Regions from separate parts of the Homo sapiens genome. Here region 2 is linked to region 1. A link is a loop called in an ENCODE intact Hi-C map of the cell type or tissue named here. Cell type or tissue: GM12878. All regions are shown on one strand. Each heading gives the region's core, and the rest is flanking DNA. Links, peaks and the distances in the headings are about the cores only.

The links. A loop is a pair of places that touch in the nucleus more often than their neighbours do. Peaks named below come from ENCODE experiments on the same cell type or tissue, not always from the same donor. Only the 100,000 strongest peaks of a DNase experiment are listed, where the experiment ranks them.
Region 2: a loop joins it to region 1, with 3 times the contacts of the local background. A loop is called at or near these places in 1 of 110 quality-filtered maps.

What each region holds. Positions count from the first base shown.
Region 1 is chr5:89,306,093-89,310,503 of GRCh38, reverse strand. All of the region lies in intron 7 of MEF2C-AS1 (MEF2C antisense RNA 1), which reads right to left. Among named protein-coding and RNA genes, the nearest start is that of LINC02161, 270 kb to the left of the region's middle. In GM12878, for the core only: no CTCF peak of the experiment used is centred there; a DNase peak (open chromatin) is centred at 1,743; H3K4me3 peaks cover 284 bases; H3K27ac peaks cover 2,648 bases.
Region 2 is chr5:90,013,249-90,017,659 of GRCh38, reverse strand. MIR3660 (microRNA 3660) reads left to right here and starts at 940; the gene lies at 940-1,039. RefSeq lists an enhancer at 2,900-2,949. In GM12878, for the core only: no CTCF peak of the experiment used is centred there; DNase peaks (open chromatin) are centred at 1,929 and 2,979; H3K27ac peaks cover 2,379 bases.

The sequences.
Region 1 (4,411 bases), core at 204-4,203:
TATATCACATGGAATATATATATTCCATCATATATGTATATCACATGGAATATATATATTCCATCATATATGTATATCACATGGAATATATATATATCACATGGAATATATATATATTCCATCATATATATGGAATTCCATCATAGCATTTGCAGCGACCTGGATGAAATTGGAGAATATTATTCTAAGTGAAGTAACTCAGGAATGGAAAACCAAACATTGTATATTCTCATTGATATGTGGGAGCTAAGTTGTGAGGACGCATAGGCATAAAAATGATACAATGGACTTTGGAGACTTGGAGAGAAGAGTGGGAGGGGAGTGAGGGATAAAAGACTAAAAATAGGGTGCTGTGTATACTGCTCAGGTGATGGGTGCATCAAAATCTCACAAATCACCACTAAAGAACTTACTCATGTAAGCAAACACCACCTGTACCCCAATAACCTATGGAAAAATAAAAATAAAAAATAAAGAAAATAAAGAAAAATAGACCAAGGCACATAAAATCAATGAGTGGATAAAGAAATTGTGATACACACACACACACACACACACACACACACACACATATATATATACACAAACACACACATATCACATGGATTATATATATATATATTCCATCATATATATATATAAATCACATGGAATATATATGTATTGCGATATATATATATATCACATGGAATATATATATATTCCACCATATATATGGAATTCCTATATATATATATATATATATATATATATATATATATATATAGGAATTGATGGAATACTACTCAGCCATAAAAAGGAATGAGTTAGAGAAAGAAACAATGCCAAGCCAATAATCAATATGACATCCATAGGAAAAACAGTGAGGAGACCTATTTGACAAGAGCATACAATGCCTTAAAAACTTAAGGTGAGAAAAGTGAGTTGAAAATGAAAATGATGAGCTAACTTGCATTTCACCTTATAAGGTAAAAGACCTTTTGAAGACGGTAATTGTGTAATTGGAGTTGCCATTTATGCAATTATGTCAGGTAGTGACTTGTAAGATGGATAAGCCAGAGGAAACATGAGAGATAGCAAAGCCCAATCCAGATTTTGGTGTGTGTGTGTGGTAAATCACAGTAAAGTGAGGAACCCACAGGTGCTAGAAGGGCAACAGAAAAAAAAAAAAAAGGAATAGGAGAGGATTTGTGAGTCACTGTTAATGAATTTCTAGGTTCTGTCATCTGATTAGATTTAAAACCTGGGTTAAGAACTGTGATCTCTTCAAGATGAATTTTCAAACTTTGATGAGTAGGAGAAGCATCCCAAGGAGAATTTATCAAAAAAAAAAAAAAAGATAAGCCTAACATTAAGCATCAGGCAGTTTAACATGTATGAGTCTGTTGAGAGATCCTTTCAAGCCCCCACAGCATATTCACAAAAGTAGATTTGCTGCTTGAAATCATGAAAGCAGATGCTTTTCTTTGACCAGGACCATTACTAAAAATACCCTCCAAATTTCTTTTGTTTTAGATGAAAGTGCTGCTTAGGTAAATGCGAGCTTTCAAATTTAAGGTGCTGCTATTGTTACTTAGATGTGTTCTTCTTACTTGAGAGTTATATTTCCTGTGGCTTGGGTGTTTTCTGATAATACTAGTACATTCTGAGGGCCCCTCGCACAAATTGGAGGGAACGTCTTCTAGCCAAGCCTGACAAGGCTCATGGCTTTCCAAATGAAGGTCAGAGAGAGTACAGCATTTTGTCATGCAACTCTCCCCAGAAGGTTCAATGGAGCCGACCACTGTGACCACTGCTGTCACTGCTCAGTGATTGACAGTTACATTGCTCAATTCTGTACTCTCATTCCATTTTGTTGTAGTGAAAAATGCAGGTGATTTTGTGTCCTACAGACTTGGACTCTAAGTCTGTTTTAGCCATTTTGGTTACAAACTCATTTAATATAATAATTTTTAATTTAGAAATCTAGGCTTCATCAATTCTACCAGAGATAGTGATTTAATTGTGCAAACTTGAATTGTTATTCATTGTTTTTATACTGTTAATTGACAAATAAAAGTTGTATGTTTGTGATGTAAAATATGATGTTTTTGAGATATATATATATATCTCAAATCAATCTATTTACCTTACATACTTTTTTTGTGTGTGTGGTGAGAACCATTAAAACCTTCTCTCTTAGCAATTTTTTAATATGCAATATGATATGTAAAATAAATCTCTTAAACTTATTTATCCTTTGTAACTGAAATTTTGTTTCCTTTGGCCAATATCTTCCCAATCTCCTATCCCCTACTCCCCAGCCTCTGGTAACCACTGTTTTACTCCCTATTTCTGTGAAATCTTATCATTTGCAACAACATGGATGAACTGGAGGACATTATGTTAAATGAAGTAAGCCAGGCACAAAAAGACAAATACTACATGATTCCATTTATACATGGAACACAAAACAGTTTAACTGAATTTTTGACAACTACTAAAATGGACATTCAGGCAGTTATATGAAGTCAGAAGTAGAACCACGTACTAATCTTCCTTCCCTGTTATCCACCTTAATTATTAATAACATTTTTCCAACATACCACTTTGGTAGTAGATTTGATGATTCCATTCATTTATTTAAAAATATAAATGGGTGCCTATTATGTTCCAAGCAATGTGGTAGGCTCTGAGGACTCACAAGTAATATACACACAGATTTATCCTCAAGTGGTTTATTGTCTAGGGACAGAGAAAGGAACATATACTTTTTTTGAGAATGTTTTTGTCCAGACTTTGAGAAGATATTTATTAGGCAGTCAATGAACCCTTAAAACAATATAGGTTAACACCTATAAAGCAGAGGATGCTATAAAGCAGAGGATGTGGAGAAATAGGAATGCTTTGACACTGTTGGTGGGAGTGCAAATTAGTTCAATCATTGTGGGAGACAGTGTGGCAATTCCTCAAGGATCTAGAACCAGAAATACCATTTGACCCAGCAATCCCATTACAGAGTATATACCCAAAGGATTATAAATCATTCTACTATAAAGACACATGCACACATAGGTTTATTGCAGCACTATTCACAATAGCAATGACTTGGAACCAACCTAAATGCCCATCAATGATACACTGGATAAAGAAAATGTGGCACACATACACCATGGAATACAATGCAGCCATGAAAAAGGATGAGTTCATGTCCTTTGCAGGGACATGGAGGAAGCTGGAAACCATCATTCTCAACAAACTAACAGAGGAACAGAAAACCAAACACCGCGTGTTCTCACTTATTAAGTGGGAGTTGAACAATGAGAACACATGGACATAGGGAGGGGAACATCACACACCAGGGCCTGTTGGAGGGTGGGTGGCTAGGGGAGGGATAGTATTAGGAGAAATACCTAATGTAGATGACGGGTTGATGGGTGCAGCAAGCCACAGTGGCATGTGTATACATATGTAACAAACCTACACATTCTGCAATGTATCCCAGAACTTAAAGTATTATATATATATTTCCTGATAACAGAATCTCACAAATCAATTTTCTAAATATTATTCATCCAAACATTTTTGACAGCCATTAGCCAAACTTCTAATGCTTCATTTATTTACTCCCAGAAATTCCCACAAATTTAATGCATCAGTTTCTAGACAGTTGTTTCTGGACTTTTTATGTTCTCATTGAAATATAGAGAGGAAAAATGGTACTAGAATGAAGAGTCAAATATTACAAGATATCATGTGTCTGGTCATAATCCCTTTTAATTTTCTAAGAATGCAAACCTGGGACTCCTTTTTTGGAAACAAAAATTCCTATTCAGAACTGAAATTGTTCTGACAAGACTCAAGCTAGCTCAGGCAAAGGAGTTACTTCCTCCATGAGATGAAAAATAAAATGAAGCTAGACCTATGCTCTAACAATATACCTTCTGGTACTTATTCCTCTGGCACTTTTGTCCACACCCAGAGACTGAAGTTATTGCACCCAAAGGGAGTATTTTTATCTTTAATTATTTATCTGTAATTGATTATCTTCTAATTAATGAGTTTAATTTAAAGTAATTATAAAATACTCTTCTTTTTCCTAATTTACAAAGAATTAGAGCTGAGGATATTAAATGGTTTCAGGGTACAGGCAGGAAGTGACTTTATTGTTCCCTAGCCATTGCCTTTTAATATTCTATGACAGATCTGCTTTCTGTGCTATTTGACAATAATTTGGGCATATCTTAGATTTCCAATCACTTTCAGTTGTTAGAACACACGATAAGTCAATGATGATGAGAGAGAGAGATAAAGAGAGCAAGAGAGAGAGGAGGCTGGATATTTAAAAATTCAGTCTCTATTAAACACAGGTGTCAATATCATATCTAATTCATGGCTCTTTTCCTTACTCCCATAAGAACTAGTTTTCCTG
Region 2 (4,411 bases), core at 191-4,190, 710 kb before region 1:
AGATTAGTGTATGTATCTCCATCTTTTCGTGGCTACTGAACCTCCTTTTCTCCTGAACACCTTGTTGAGAACAATTTAAGAGTCTGGCTTTATACTTCCTCTGCAATAAAGAACAAAATGTTCCCGGCATGATAATTCTACTTGGGAATGGATAAGTTCTCATATGCTTAAATTCTGAAAGGTACGTGAGATGGTCTGTTCTAAATGACAGGTTGCCATGGTTACATCCTTCTGTGGCTCACATGGGGATAGGGCCAATTATCAAGTTTTGTTTGGTTGATTTTAAGTAGTTTGTTACCTGGATACTCAACAAATAAGAAAACTGGGGGGAAAAAAGACTTGTTTTCTTCTTCCCTAGAAAGGAAGCAGTCATTGTTGGGGGGAAAGCCCTTAAATTCCAAACAACATGGTAAATTATTTAGTTCAGATAGAGTTTCTAAATTGTTGACTTTATTTCGGGACTAGCATAAGGCCTGTGAACTAAGATAGCTTTAAATGCTATGAATTGGATTTTTTGTTAGCTCTGTTGATCCTATAATATTTGTGTTAAGTAATTCATTCCCCTCCTCTTTTCCAGATTTGTCTGGTGCTTTTCAAATGCGTGTGTGTGTGTGTGTGTGTGTGTATTTTAAGTTAGTCCTTTTGTGAGTTTTGCTGCTCGGCCTCATTCCTCCCTCCCATGGTGGAAGTAAGATTGTTAATTAATGATATTCCAGAGGCAATTTCTGGAGTGACTATTGGAAAACCCTTCTTAATTAACAAAATGATAAATTCCCCACTGCAGCAGTGCTGCAAGTGAAGTTCATCTGTGTCATTCAAAATCTATGATTTTAAAACATTCTCTGACATTTTTTTGAGGATATTGGGCATTTAAAGTCTGGATCTTTTATCAAAGTTTCCGTAGCCAGCTGGAGAAGGAGAAATGCAGAGTGAAAAGGAGAAAGAAGAACTGGACAAAATTAAAATGCTCTTCTGTCATTGTAATAGTTCATATGGGCACTGACAGGAGAGCATTTTGACTTTGTCAAGTGTGTCTGCTACTCATTTATTCCATCTCCTGCTTGTTACCGAAGTTTCAGATTAAATGTAAAGATATGAATGTATTGCCATAATAAATTTATAAGTGGATATTTAAAGAGCAAAGATTTGAATGACACAAATGAACCTCGGTATAGCAGTAAAGTGGACAGGATTTGCAGAAAGATGCCACAGAGTCAGAAATGACTGCTGGAATCGCCTTAATTAAAAAAAAAAAAAAAAAAAAAAACTAAAAAAACTTGAGCTTCATAAGCCGCCATAGAAGGTGTCTAATGTGAAATTAGGCTTACTTTACATTATTTATGCCACTTTAAAACGATGTAATAAAAGCTTTCAAAAATCTGATTAAGCTGTATTATTCAAATACAAGGCACTTACTTAAGCAATGGAAAAGCTAAGCTGTTAAATTTGGGGGCAGGGAGTAAGATTCTAGACAAAGTTAAAGCAGCATGTTTTTAAAAATGTATGGTTTCTTTTTAAGATATCTAGAAAATACAATTAACTTTTTGAAATCATATTTAGTTGAGTGAATAGTAATCCCAATGTAGTAAACTGTAGAGATAACACTTTCTAAGGATGCCTTATCTTACTTCCCACAAGAGGCTTAGGGTTCCTTTAAATGTCATGGGAAAACTGCATAACCTAAGATACTCCTGTAGGGTTTGCATAACACTGGTATGCATAATAAGAAAGAAAGCAATGTGAGGGGGCACCCAGCTTCTATGACCTGATGTGTGGTGAGGACCCAGAGCACAGGGCTGAGAAGAAGCAATGGGGAGTTAAAATGAGGACATGGGGATAAATTATTTGACATGATCCTGAGCAGACCTGACTTTTGTAATGACACTCAAACAGCAGATAACCCTGAAGGCAATCTGAAAAAGAAGAATACAGTGGTCACACTAGCAGATAGGAAAGAGATGAGTAAGCTTTTCTGAATTGTCTGAATCACTACTGAAAAGCACGTCCTTCGACTGTGAACACCACTTCTCTTTTCTTCTCATGTCTGCTGCCCTTCGGCTAATACAGTGTAAGAATTCATTTTGTTTATCTGCTCCAACACAGAATAACTCCAGTGAGGATAAAGTTATAAGGATTGTAAGGAAGAGGGAAAGAAAAATGTATACAAAAATAACCATGGAAGTTTCAGAATAATAGCATGAGAAGAAAAAATTTGTTTAGGTTGGTTTTCTGATATTATCCAAATAAATATTACTTTCAAAATCATAATATCTGCCTTGAGCTTAAATGGAGAGAAAGGAAATGGAAAAGTTCCTTACTGAATCTGAGATCTAGTGTTTTGTTTACACTTGAATATAGGTAGTAAATCTTAGGAGCAGTTCAGTTAGAATAATCATTTTAAAATTACTTATGGGACTAAAAAGCTTATGCTTTTAGCAGACCCATTCAGTAAATTGGGGTGAGAGGAGAAAATGGGGCTCTTTAGCAAATGACCAACATCTACAGATTTTGCCTAATAAGACATTTCTATGGGGCAGATGCCTTATCAAACTTTCAAACAATTAAACTTGGTTTTATTATAAAGTCAAGCTGATAGTAAATGTCTTTACTTTTTAAAGTAGATTTTATTGGTTATATAACTACTCACACAAACTGGGAAAAATCATTTTAATGTATGGCACAGATCTTAGATAAATGATATATGAGATAGAATTTCCAGATTCTAGGTATAGGGTACGGTCACAATTTATAAATTGCAAATGAAGGGTATAGTCTGTAAGTAACTAATCTAATCTTTCTCATGACCTCTATGTCACTGAATACTGTGCAGGGAGGGGTGGTGGGATGAAAACTTGACAATTAATGGTCTCCCAGTCTCTTCATATTTTAGACAATTTCTCTTGAAAAAAGAAGAGATTCTTTGGGTTTCCTTTCACCTCCAGATAGCATCTGGGTAGATTGGTGGCAATGAGGATAGTGCTGCTAGTCCCAGCTGGCCTCCTTGGTTGTCATGAAGGCAACCACTACTGAGATTCATGGTCCCAGTTATTTGCATGCAAGTACACTAAAAACTCACCACAATTTCTTAGTCCTGACCCCAGGCCTCTGCTATTTCACCAGTCTTCTCAGTACCTTGAACCCTTACTGAGGCATGCAAAAACTTCTAAGCCCCTCCACATAGGCCTTGGGGACTGGGATCACAGCCTCTGGCTCCTGTCTCTAGCCACCTCCCTGTAACAGCACTGAGCTACCCACCTCCTTCCCTTCCTTCCTCTCCTGCAAGACTATTCCTAGATGTTTGCAATGACTCTCAGGCTTTGGAGAAAGAAGACCTTTGCTATTATGTTCCCAAATTTCCTCATAGATATTTAGAGTTTCTGTAGGCCCCTGCCTCAAGTTTGGCCCCTTTTGCTGCACCTCTGACTCTCGTCTTGATCCTTATTCCATTAGGGCCAAGAGGGGGAGGGCTGTCTACTTTCTCTTTCTATATGGAAGCACTTAACCTAAGCTATGCACTCCTTTTCAGTTTCACTGAATTTTTCCTGCTTCATTTAACTCAAAATGCAGTCATCAAATCTTTATAATCCCATCAAGTCCCTGTGAACTCAACCCCCACCACGTCTCTGATTTTACCTTCTACTAGTTTTCCTGTTTTTTATTTCACTCCAGGTACATAGACTTCCCTATTTTTCCTTGAAAATGCCAAAGGTGCTCCAACCTCGGGAACTTTCATTTATTTTTTCTCTCTGTCTGGAATTCACATATGCCATACATTAACATGGCTTGTTTCCTCATTTTTAATTTCCTCATCTCTTTTATATAACCTCTTGTCATAGACCCCTTTTGTGCTCACCTTAAGTGAAGTGGAAATTTTCCTTCCCTCCACCATGTCCAGCTCTCTATTTCCTTATGCTTCTTTGGTATATCTTCATGGTACCATTCATCTCAATATCATGTATTTACTGTACATATATTTTTATCATCAGTATTTTCCTATCTGAATGTAAACTCTGTAAGACTGGGATTCTGTTTTACTGAATAGGATAGCCCTAGTACTTAGAATAGTATCCAGCACATAGTGATGAATACACACACAGGCATATGTGAATTCAGCATGCATCCATACATATATTTGTCATGAGTGGGTGAATAAATGTTAGATGATATGCAGAAAGATAAAATGGATCACTAGAAGAAAACATGCATGGGGAGATATCTCCAAAAAGAATTTCCAGCACAGAGATTACTTATATTTCATATGTTAATGTTAGCATTTTTTTCATTTCTATATATTTTTAAAGATATGTTTTTGAATTATTTGAAAATTACTTAAGTTACCAATGAATGCAGTGGGAAAAAATATCTGAAAAGTCGATTGTGTGTATAAATATGACTCCTGGCTAATTCATTA